Linked DNA regions of Homo sapiens: region 1 is linked to region 2. The links are chromatin loops, found by intact Hi-C in ENCODE. Cell type or tissue: IMR-90. All regions are shown on one strand. Links, peaks and the distances in the headings refer to the core of each region. The heading gives the core; the rest is flanking DNA. Region 1 has its middle 58 kb from the start of KRABD5. Region 2 overlaps LINC02190 (long intergenic non-protein coding RNA 2190).

Evidence for each region. Hi-C counts contacts between places; a loop is a spot of excess contacts. Peaks named below come from ENCODE experiments on the same cell type or tissue, not always from the same donor. Only the 100,000 strongest peaks of a DNase experiment are listed, where the experiment ranks them.
Region 1: it touches region 2 in a loop (2.8-fold over the local background); 2 of 110 quality-filtered maps call a loop at or near these places.

The regions. Positions count from the first base shown.
Region 1 is chr16:31,652,564-31,656,967 of GRCh38, reverse strand. No RefSeq gene overlaps it. Among named protein-coding and RNA genes, the nearest start is that of KRABD5, 58 kb to the left of the region's middle. In IMR-90, for the core only: no CTCF peak of the experiment used is centred there; no DNase peak of the experiment used is centred there.
Region 2 is chr16:31,542,340-31,546,743 of GRCh38, reverse strand. LINC02190 (long intergenic non-protein coding RNA 2190) reads left to right here. Exons shown (of 2, transcript NR_146571.1): 2 at 1-46. Among named protein-coding and RNA genes, the nearest start is that of LINC02190, 9.0 kb to the left of the region's middle. In IMR-90, for the core only: no CTCF peak of the experiment used is centred there; no DNase peak of the experiment used is centred there.

The sequences.
Region 1 (4,404 bases), core at 82-4,081, 110 kb before region 2:
AAAAAATGAGAGATATTGGTCAAAGGGTACAAACCTGTTGTCACAAAATAAATAATACTAGAGACCCAATGTACAGCATTGTGACTATACTTAATAATTACATCTTGTATACTTGAACTTTGTTAAGAAACATGGATCTCAAATGAACTTACCACACTAAAAAATAGTAACTATGTGACATGACAGATATGTTTATTAGCTTTATTGTGGTAATAATTTCACAATATATAAATATATCAAAACATATATTTTAGTTTTTACACTTTAAATACAGTTTCTATTTGTCAATCATAGTCCAAAAAAGGTGGGAAAAGATTGTGTAACCAAACTAATATCTAGTCACATGTAAATTGTATTTAAGACCATTTGAAATAAATTTTAGATTAAATTTAAAATCTAAATTGGCATAATTATTTTAAATTTTACTTTAAGTTCTGGGATACATGTGCACAACGTGCAGGTTTGTTACACAGATACACATGTGCCATGATGGTTTGTTGCACCTATCAACCCATCATCTAGGTTTTAAGCCCCGCATGCATTAGGTATTTGTCATAATGCTCTCCCTCCCCTTGCCCCCCAACCCCCGACAGGCCCCAGTGTTTGATGTTCCCCTCCCTGTGTCCATGTGTTCTCATTTTTCAGCTCTTACCTATGAGTGAGATCATGCAGTGCTTGGTTTTCTGTTCCTCTGTTAGTTTGCTGAGGATGATGGTTTCCAGCTTTATCCATGTCCCTGCAAAGGACATGAACTCATTCTTTTTATGGCTGCCTAGTATTGCACCCATACCGCAATCCAATGGGATTGCTGGGTCAAATGGTATTTCTGGTTCTAGATCCTTAAGGAATCACCACACTGTCTTCCACAATGATTGAACTAATTTATACTCCCACCAACAGTGTAAAAGTGTTCATATTTCTCCACATCCTCACCAGGATCTCTTGTTTCCTGGCTTTTTAATGATCGCCATTCTAACAGGCGTGAGATGGTATCTCATTGTGGTTTTGATTGCATTTCTCTAATGACCAGTGACGATGAGCTTTTTCTCATGTTTGTTGGCGACATAAATGTCATCTTTTGAGAAGTGTCTGTTCATACCCTTTGCCCATTTTTTGATGGGATTGTGTTTTTTTTTCTTGTAAATTTGTTTAAGTTCCTTGTAGATTCTGGATATTAGCCCTTTGTTAGATGGATAGATTGCAAAAATTTTCTCCCATTCTGTAGGTTGCCTGTTCACTCTGATGATAGTTTCTTTTGCTGTGCAGAAACTCTTTCACTTAATTAAATTCCACATGTCAATTTTGGCTTTTGTTGCAATTGCTTTTGGTGTTTTAGTCATGAAGTCTTTGTAAATTGGCATAATTTTTACAGGGACAAAAAAGTTTTTTCGAAGAGGCATTATTTAAAGCTAGAACTGAATATTTAGCTAAAATGTTTAATTTTTATTCGTTGTTCATTTTAAAATTCTTTTTAGAGATGGGGTCTTGCTCTGTCACCCAGACTGAAGCACAGTGGTGCAATCACAGCTCACTGCAACCTCAACCTCTGGGGTTCAAGGAATCCTCCCACCTCAGCCTCCTGAGTAGCTGGCATTACAGGCCCTCACCATCATGCTTGGCTAATTTTAAAAAAATTATTTTTGTAGAAATGAGATCTTACTATGGTGCCCAGGTTGGTCTCAAACTCTAGCCCTCAAGCAATCCTCCCAGCTCAGCCCCCCAAATTGCTGGGATTACAGGTGTGAGCCACTGTGCCTGGCCTAAAATACTTTTGATAAATAAGAGTAAATTAAAATATTTTCAAAAGTGAAAATTTTGAGAGATTTTATTACCAATAGGAGCTTCTTTAGGGTACACTTCAAGAAGAAAGAAACATTTTCTGGTATGAAATTAAAATGAAAAAGAGTAAGAGACTTAATATGGGAATATCAACTATGGTGGACACTGAACTAAAGAAACTAAAAATTCCTTGGTTTCAAAAGTATTTAGATACAATAAAAGTATAATTCTTTATATATTTTTTCTGCATAATCTCATTTATATGTAGACTCTAATAAAGTCTAATTCAAAAAAATAGAAAGTGAAATAAGGGTTACTAGAGGCTTGATGTGGTGGGAAGAAATTATAGAGTTTTTGATTGAAGGGTACAAAGTTTCTAACAGACAAGGTAAGTAGGTTTTGAGATCTATTTCACAGCAGCGTGACTATAGTAAACCATAATGTAATTGTATATTTTAAAATGACTAAGAGTAAATTTCAAATGTCTTACCACAAATAATGCTGGTAAGCGAGTTGATAGATGTTATTTAACTCAATCATTCCATATTACATACATATATTAAAACATCACATTTTACCCCATGAATTCATTCAACTTTGATTTGCCAATCAAAACTACTATTCATACTTTAAAGAGAAAGAAATAAACTTTAAGAAATTTGACGAGAGAAAAAACTGTTCATTTTAAAATCTTAGAAAACAGACACATATATTTTTCATATATATATATATACATTTCAAATGGCTTGCTCCCTTAGTGATGTAAGTAAACTTTTTTTTTTGAGACGGAGTCTCACTGTCACCCAGGCTGGAGTTCAGTGGCATGATCTCTCACTGCAACCTCTGCCTCCCAGGTTCAAGCAATTCTCCTGCCTCAGCCTCCCGAATAGCTGGGATTACAGGCGCCAGACATCGTGCCCAGCTAATTTTTGTAATTTTAGTAGAGGCGAGGTTTCACCATGTTGGCCAGGCTGTTCTTGAGCTCCTGACCTCAGGTGATCTGCCCACCTCGGCCTCCCAAAGTGTTGGGATTACAGGCTTGAGCCACCGCGCCCAGCCATAAGTAAACTTTTAATATAATGAATAGTCTAAACCCAACACTAAGGAATAAAATGTATATTTTTAATGTTCAAAATAATACAATACTATAAAAGACAGCCCCTAAAGCAACTGCTTACAGTAAAATTATTTCTACATTTGTAAATAAATTATTCCTTCACTTGTTAGAGAAAAGATATTTGAATATATGTTTTTAAACTACATTTCAATGTATTAAATCAAATGAACATATGTACTTGGCAATAAAAAATGTATTAAACAAGTAGACAAGAAAACTTGCCTTCTTTTCTAATTTTAAAACTGACAAACACTCAGCATTTAGGTGCTTATTTGTCTAGTGTTACTGGAATGCTAAAGAGAAGTACTCAATGAGAAATCTTTCCATATTTATATCCATGCTGGGTGTGAATATATGGGAATTTTACAAGGGTAGTATTATAAACATTCAACTACTACTATAGCCCCAGACTGACTGATTAGAATAAACATGGATTACAAACCACTGATGTGGCCATCTTGTTTTTAGGCTTAACATTGATCATGATCTAACAGAATCAACAAATGAGAGCTATATGCTGGGTGCTCTTCGGGCACCTTCATTTGCATTAATTGCTTTAATTTTACCAAAACCCTAAAGTTCCGGATGTGATCAGGAACCAACTCACAGCGAATTTCAATCTTAACCATTATGCCCAACACCATGTCATCCAATGCTTGTTTTAAATCCCGACATAACATTTTGGCTTTAAATTTTTTAATTTAGTAAAAATAAAGATAAATTTACAAACCACTTCTTTTTATCCATAGATAGTATGCAGAACTTAATTTTTGGTTTAAAGTATTCATTACAAAGTCTGAGACAAACACTTCAGTAAATGAATTATCACAATATTCTTCTTATGACTTAAAAGAACCATTAATTTTACTTTTGAAATATATTGAGTGTTTATATTTAAAGTTAAAATGAGCCTATTATTACATAGAAAATTTGTTGTCTGCATGAATCTTGTCATCCTGGGGGTCTACATTTGCTAGAAGTTTCAGAAACACTAATAAGAATACTGTTTCTGATTGAATAATTAAAGAATGTTACGCTTTTTCAGTGACTAAAATAGATTGGAATTACTGATCAGTAACTTACAATGAGGTTTAAATGTTATTTAATGAATACATGTGAAGTTTCTCTTAAACTCATTTTAACAAATTACTTCTACTGTTTTTCACTTCTATTAGAAAAAAGTATTAAAATTTCTGTTATTGCAAGCCTATAAATTTTATTCAGATCTAAACATAGTGATAATCTTAAAAGATCTGTGTGCTTAGGATTATAAAAAGCCTATTGCCATTCACACATGGAAGATAAATAACTCCTTTTCAGTAAACCCAATGGGGCAATTGTGACTCACAACTATAAGCTATTAAAATATTAATACTATCACCTAGATGACACTTTTAGGTATCTGCATGTTCAAGTTGTTTAACTTATAATTCAAAAATAAATTTTTATAAACTATAAAAAATATAAAGAATTTTTTTTAGTTCGTAAATACTGTCATTATTTCTAGT
Region 2 (4,404 bases), core at 206-4,205:
AACTCTGTTTCACTTTTGCAAATAAAATCCACTATTGTCCACTTACCGTTGTTTCCAACTTAGACATTTTCTTTTTTTTTTTTTTTTTTTTTGAGACAGAGTCTCGCTCTGGCCCAGTCTGGAGTGCAGTGGCGCATCTCGGCTCACTGCAAGCTCCGCCTCCCGGGTTCACGCCATTCTCCTGCCTCAGCCTCCCGAGTAGCTGGGACTACAGGCGCCCGCCACCACGCCCAGCTAATTTTTTTGTATTTTTAGTAGAGACGGGGTTTCACCATGTTAGCCAGGATGGTCTCGATCTCCTGACCTCATGATCCGCCCACCTCAGCCTCCCAAAGTGCTGGGATTACAGGCGTGAGCCACCGTGCCCGGCTATTTGTGGGACATTTTGTTTTCTGTTGTGTTTTCTCTTTTTTTGAGATAGAGTCCACCCTGTCACCCAGGGTGGAGTGCAGTGGCGCGATCTTGGCTCACTGCAACCTCTACCCTCCCAGTTTCAAGCGATTCTCTGGCCTCACCCTTCCAAGCACCTGGGATTACAGGGGCACACCACCATGCCCAGCTAATTTTTGTATTTTTAGTAGAGACGGGGTTTCACCATGTTGGTCAGGCTAGTCTCGAACTCCTGACCTTGCGATCCGACAGCCTCGGCCTCCCAAAGTGCTGGGATTACAGACGTGAGCCACCACGCTCAGCCTTGTTTTGTTTTTGAGACAGAGTCTTACTCTGTTGCCCAGGCTGGAGTTGCAGTGGTGTGATCTCGGCTCACTGCAACCTCTGCCATCTGGGTTCAAGCAATTCTCCTGCCTCAACCTCCCAAGTAGCTGGAATTACAGGCGCCTACCACCACACCCAGCTAATTTTTTGTATTTTCAGTAGAGATAGGGTTTCACCATGTTGGCCAGGCTGGTCTCAAACTCCTGACCTCAGGTGATTCACCTGCCTCAGCCTCCCAAAGTGCTGGGATTACAGGCCTGAGCCACCACACCCAGCCTATTTGTGGGGTATTTTGAAGCCAATTTTATAATGGCCAACCTTATGCCTTGAGGGATAAAAGATGAAGGGCCAATGTGGATGAGGAATTTTAATGGTAGTTTTGTTGCTCCATAATCAGCCAGAGACAGAACATTGGTTCACTCCTCTTAACCTACAGCATAGGGTGAAGAGAATATTGCCAGGAGGCCTTCACGCTTGTCGATGGGCATCATTTCTTAGGTCTCTTTTTCTATAGTTTGGAGTAAATATAAATGAGGCAATGATTAGACATTTGTCCCTCATAGTGGGCTCTGTAGCAGCTTCTACTGCAAAGGCTTTGGTTGTACAGCAGTCTTCTTCAAGTTCCGTTGCTATAGTTGTGCTAGATAATAGAATAACTCTAGATGACCTAATGGCTGAACGTGGAAGAATCTGCACATGGTTGAATACATAGGTATTAGAGAGATTTAGTTGTAGGGAATTAACAAACAGCCTGCTGGGTTAAAACAAGTACTCTATCTAGCTCACTCCTTGATCTATTTTATTTTAATTGGTTTGGTTTGGACCCTGGCTAAGGAGCATACTCCAAACTCTTGGTATTATCCTCCGGATACTCACAACAGTAATCTCCCAAGTATTCTGTATTCTCTCAAAAGTATTAAATGTTTGTTTGCAGCCATCTATGGAATGGCAAATGATCTCTTTGACTGGAATGACAAAAACTCAAAGAAATGTATGCTCATTGTTTGAAATGCTTGTTCCCTGGTGCTATAAAGAAATAGCACTTGAACATAAATTTAATTTACTCAGCAAGGCCATTTTTACTTCCTGCAGAAAGGTTACACTTGCCAGCAGTTTTGCCAAGAGAGTACACTGAACAAAGGACACAGGGTTATTTATAACCTGACGTGTCCACCCTACTGCTGTGCCTGGTTTCCACTGGCTGGAATGGGGCCTTACATTCTGTATTTGTCCCAATTGGCTAGCAATTTAGAACTTTTTAAAAGAGTCAAAGGCAGAGGAGAACAAAGGAAGGAGGGAGTAACTTGTGGAATACTAAGAAAGGTAAAAACACCTTCAAATAAGGAAGAGGAACAGGCTATGACTTAATGCTTGCTTGAACCAGTATAAGCATGCCAGGGCAAATATTTAGGCTAAATTGTGGGAGCTAAGAACACAAAGTACATTGATTTCTTTATCATGGCTAGCAGATATTTAAGAATGTTAGCACAGGTCTTTGAATAAATTTTGCTTCTAAGGGAAGTTACTATTTATTCCTAATTAAATGGGGAGGAAAATCTTTGAAGAGGAACCTCTACTTTACTTTTTACAATCATGAAAACAACACAATCTATGAATGTATTTGCTGAGACCAGAAGCCCAACATGATAGTGACTCAGAGTAGCACTAAAGCCCTAAGTTTTGGTCACACACAAAATTGAGAGTTTGACCAAAAGAGGAGATTGTTAAATTAAGTTTAGCCTAAACCTGTCTTCTTATATATTTTAAGTTTGGCCTAAAAGTTTCTCTCTACCTAGTTAACTGTAACTTACCTGGATGTATAGATAGACTATGGCCTGCTCTTGTACCAATCATTGAGCTTTGGCCAATCAAAGACGGCCAATTGTTCACATCATGTTCAAATAAGATAAATGCCAAGCTATACCCAATGCAGCTGTTTCTGCAGCTCACTTCTGTACTTTTTTCTGTATGTCACTTTCTTGATTCTGTCCATAAATCCTCTCCAACCACACAGCAGCATGGAGTCTCTCTGAACCTATTCTGGTTAAGGGAGCTGCCTGGTTTGCAAGTCATTCTTTGCTCAATTAAATCCTGTTCAACTTAATTTGCCTAAAGTTTTTTTAAAAAACATGACCACAATGAACATGAGCTTGGAATACCTTAGGTGGGAGGAACATGGTAGGTGACATTGTTGGGAGGATGAGGTGAGGCCAGAATGGGGTTTGAGGGCCAGAAAGGGACCCGTCTGTGAGGCTGATGAGGTCGCTATTGGTAACTGTGCCTGTTATATGGGGACAGGGTTATTACCCCTACGAAACATAAGAGAAGAGGAAAAGCAGGAGGTATTTCCCTCACATTTTTTTACATTTCCACAAGAGCCAATAGCCAAGTACATGGCTTCTATCCTTCATTCTCATAGTGTCCAGAATAACCAGCAATGTCCAGTGAAGAAGGGGCTCAAGTGCACACAGCAGTCTTCTAAATACTGACCAAAACAAATTAGGTTTAAAAATCATCTACATCTTTCTCCATCACAAAATTTTTATCAAGTTAATTTTTAAAATTGGGTTTGATTTTAAAAAACTTTTTAAATATATAAACATTACTTTCAAAATTCTGGTTGGTTAAATGCCAAGACCAGCTCAGTCGGGGGAGACCCTAACCCAGTGGGGTTAGATGAATTAAAGACACACACACAGAAATATAGCATGTGGAGTGGGAAATCAGGGGACTCACAGCCTTCAGAGCTGAGAGCCCTGAACAGAGAGTTACCCAAATATTTATTGACAGCAAGCCAGTGATAAACATTGTTTCTATAGATTATAGATTAACTAAAAGTATTCCTTATGGGAAACAAAGGGATGGGCTGAAACAAAGGGATAGGCTCTGGCTAGTTATCTGCAGCAGGAACATGTCCTTAAGGCACAGATCACTCCTGCCATTGTTTGTGGTTTAGGAATGCCTTTAAGAGGTTTTCCACCCTGGGTGGGCCAGGTGTTCCTTGCCCTCATTCCGGTGAACCCACAACCTTCAGCATGGGTGTCATGGCCATCGCAAACAAATCACAGTGCTGCAGATTTTGTTTATGGCCACTTTTGGGGCCAGTTTATGGCCAGATTTGGGGGATATCCCCAGCATGTCCCCCTTCTTGTTTTTGCAGGGCAATAAAAGCAAAGGTGGCTTTATCACGGTGAGCTACTTCTCACAGGAGTCGGGATCCACATCTGCAGACTACACAAAAACAAACAACACAGATTAAAAGCACAATCACCATTGAAATCACAGAGCCTCCAAGTGTCTTTATCTATTTTAATGGGTTAATAGCTGCTAATCCGTCTGCAGCTCCTTCAAGCACTGCAGTTCCTGGCATTACGGTCAGGTGTGCCTGGGATGCTTTAAATATTTGTTCTTTTAATTTTGCAATATCCAAAGACAAATTTGTAGAGTGTCCTTCTAGATCCTTTTTTATTCTTTCCCAAATTTTGATCTTACTAAGAACCATTAATAGTTTCCACAAATCCTTATGTTTAGCTCCTATAGCGGGCCATATCATCTGAGGTTGAGGTGCCACTATACTGCCATGTTTCAATATAATAGGAACTCTTGCTGTACTTCTTACCATTTCTACCATCTGACCATTTTGTTTAGACCAGTTGAACATAGGGTGGCCATGGCACACTATGCTCCAAC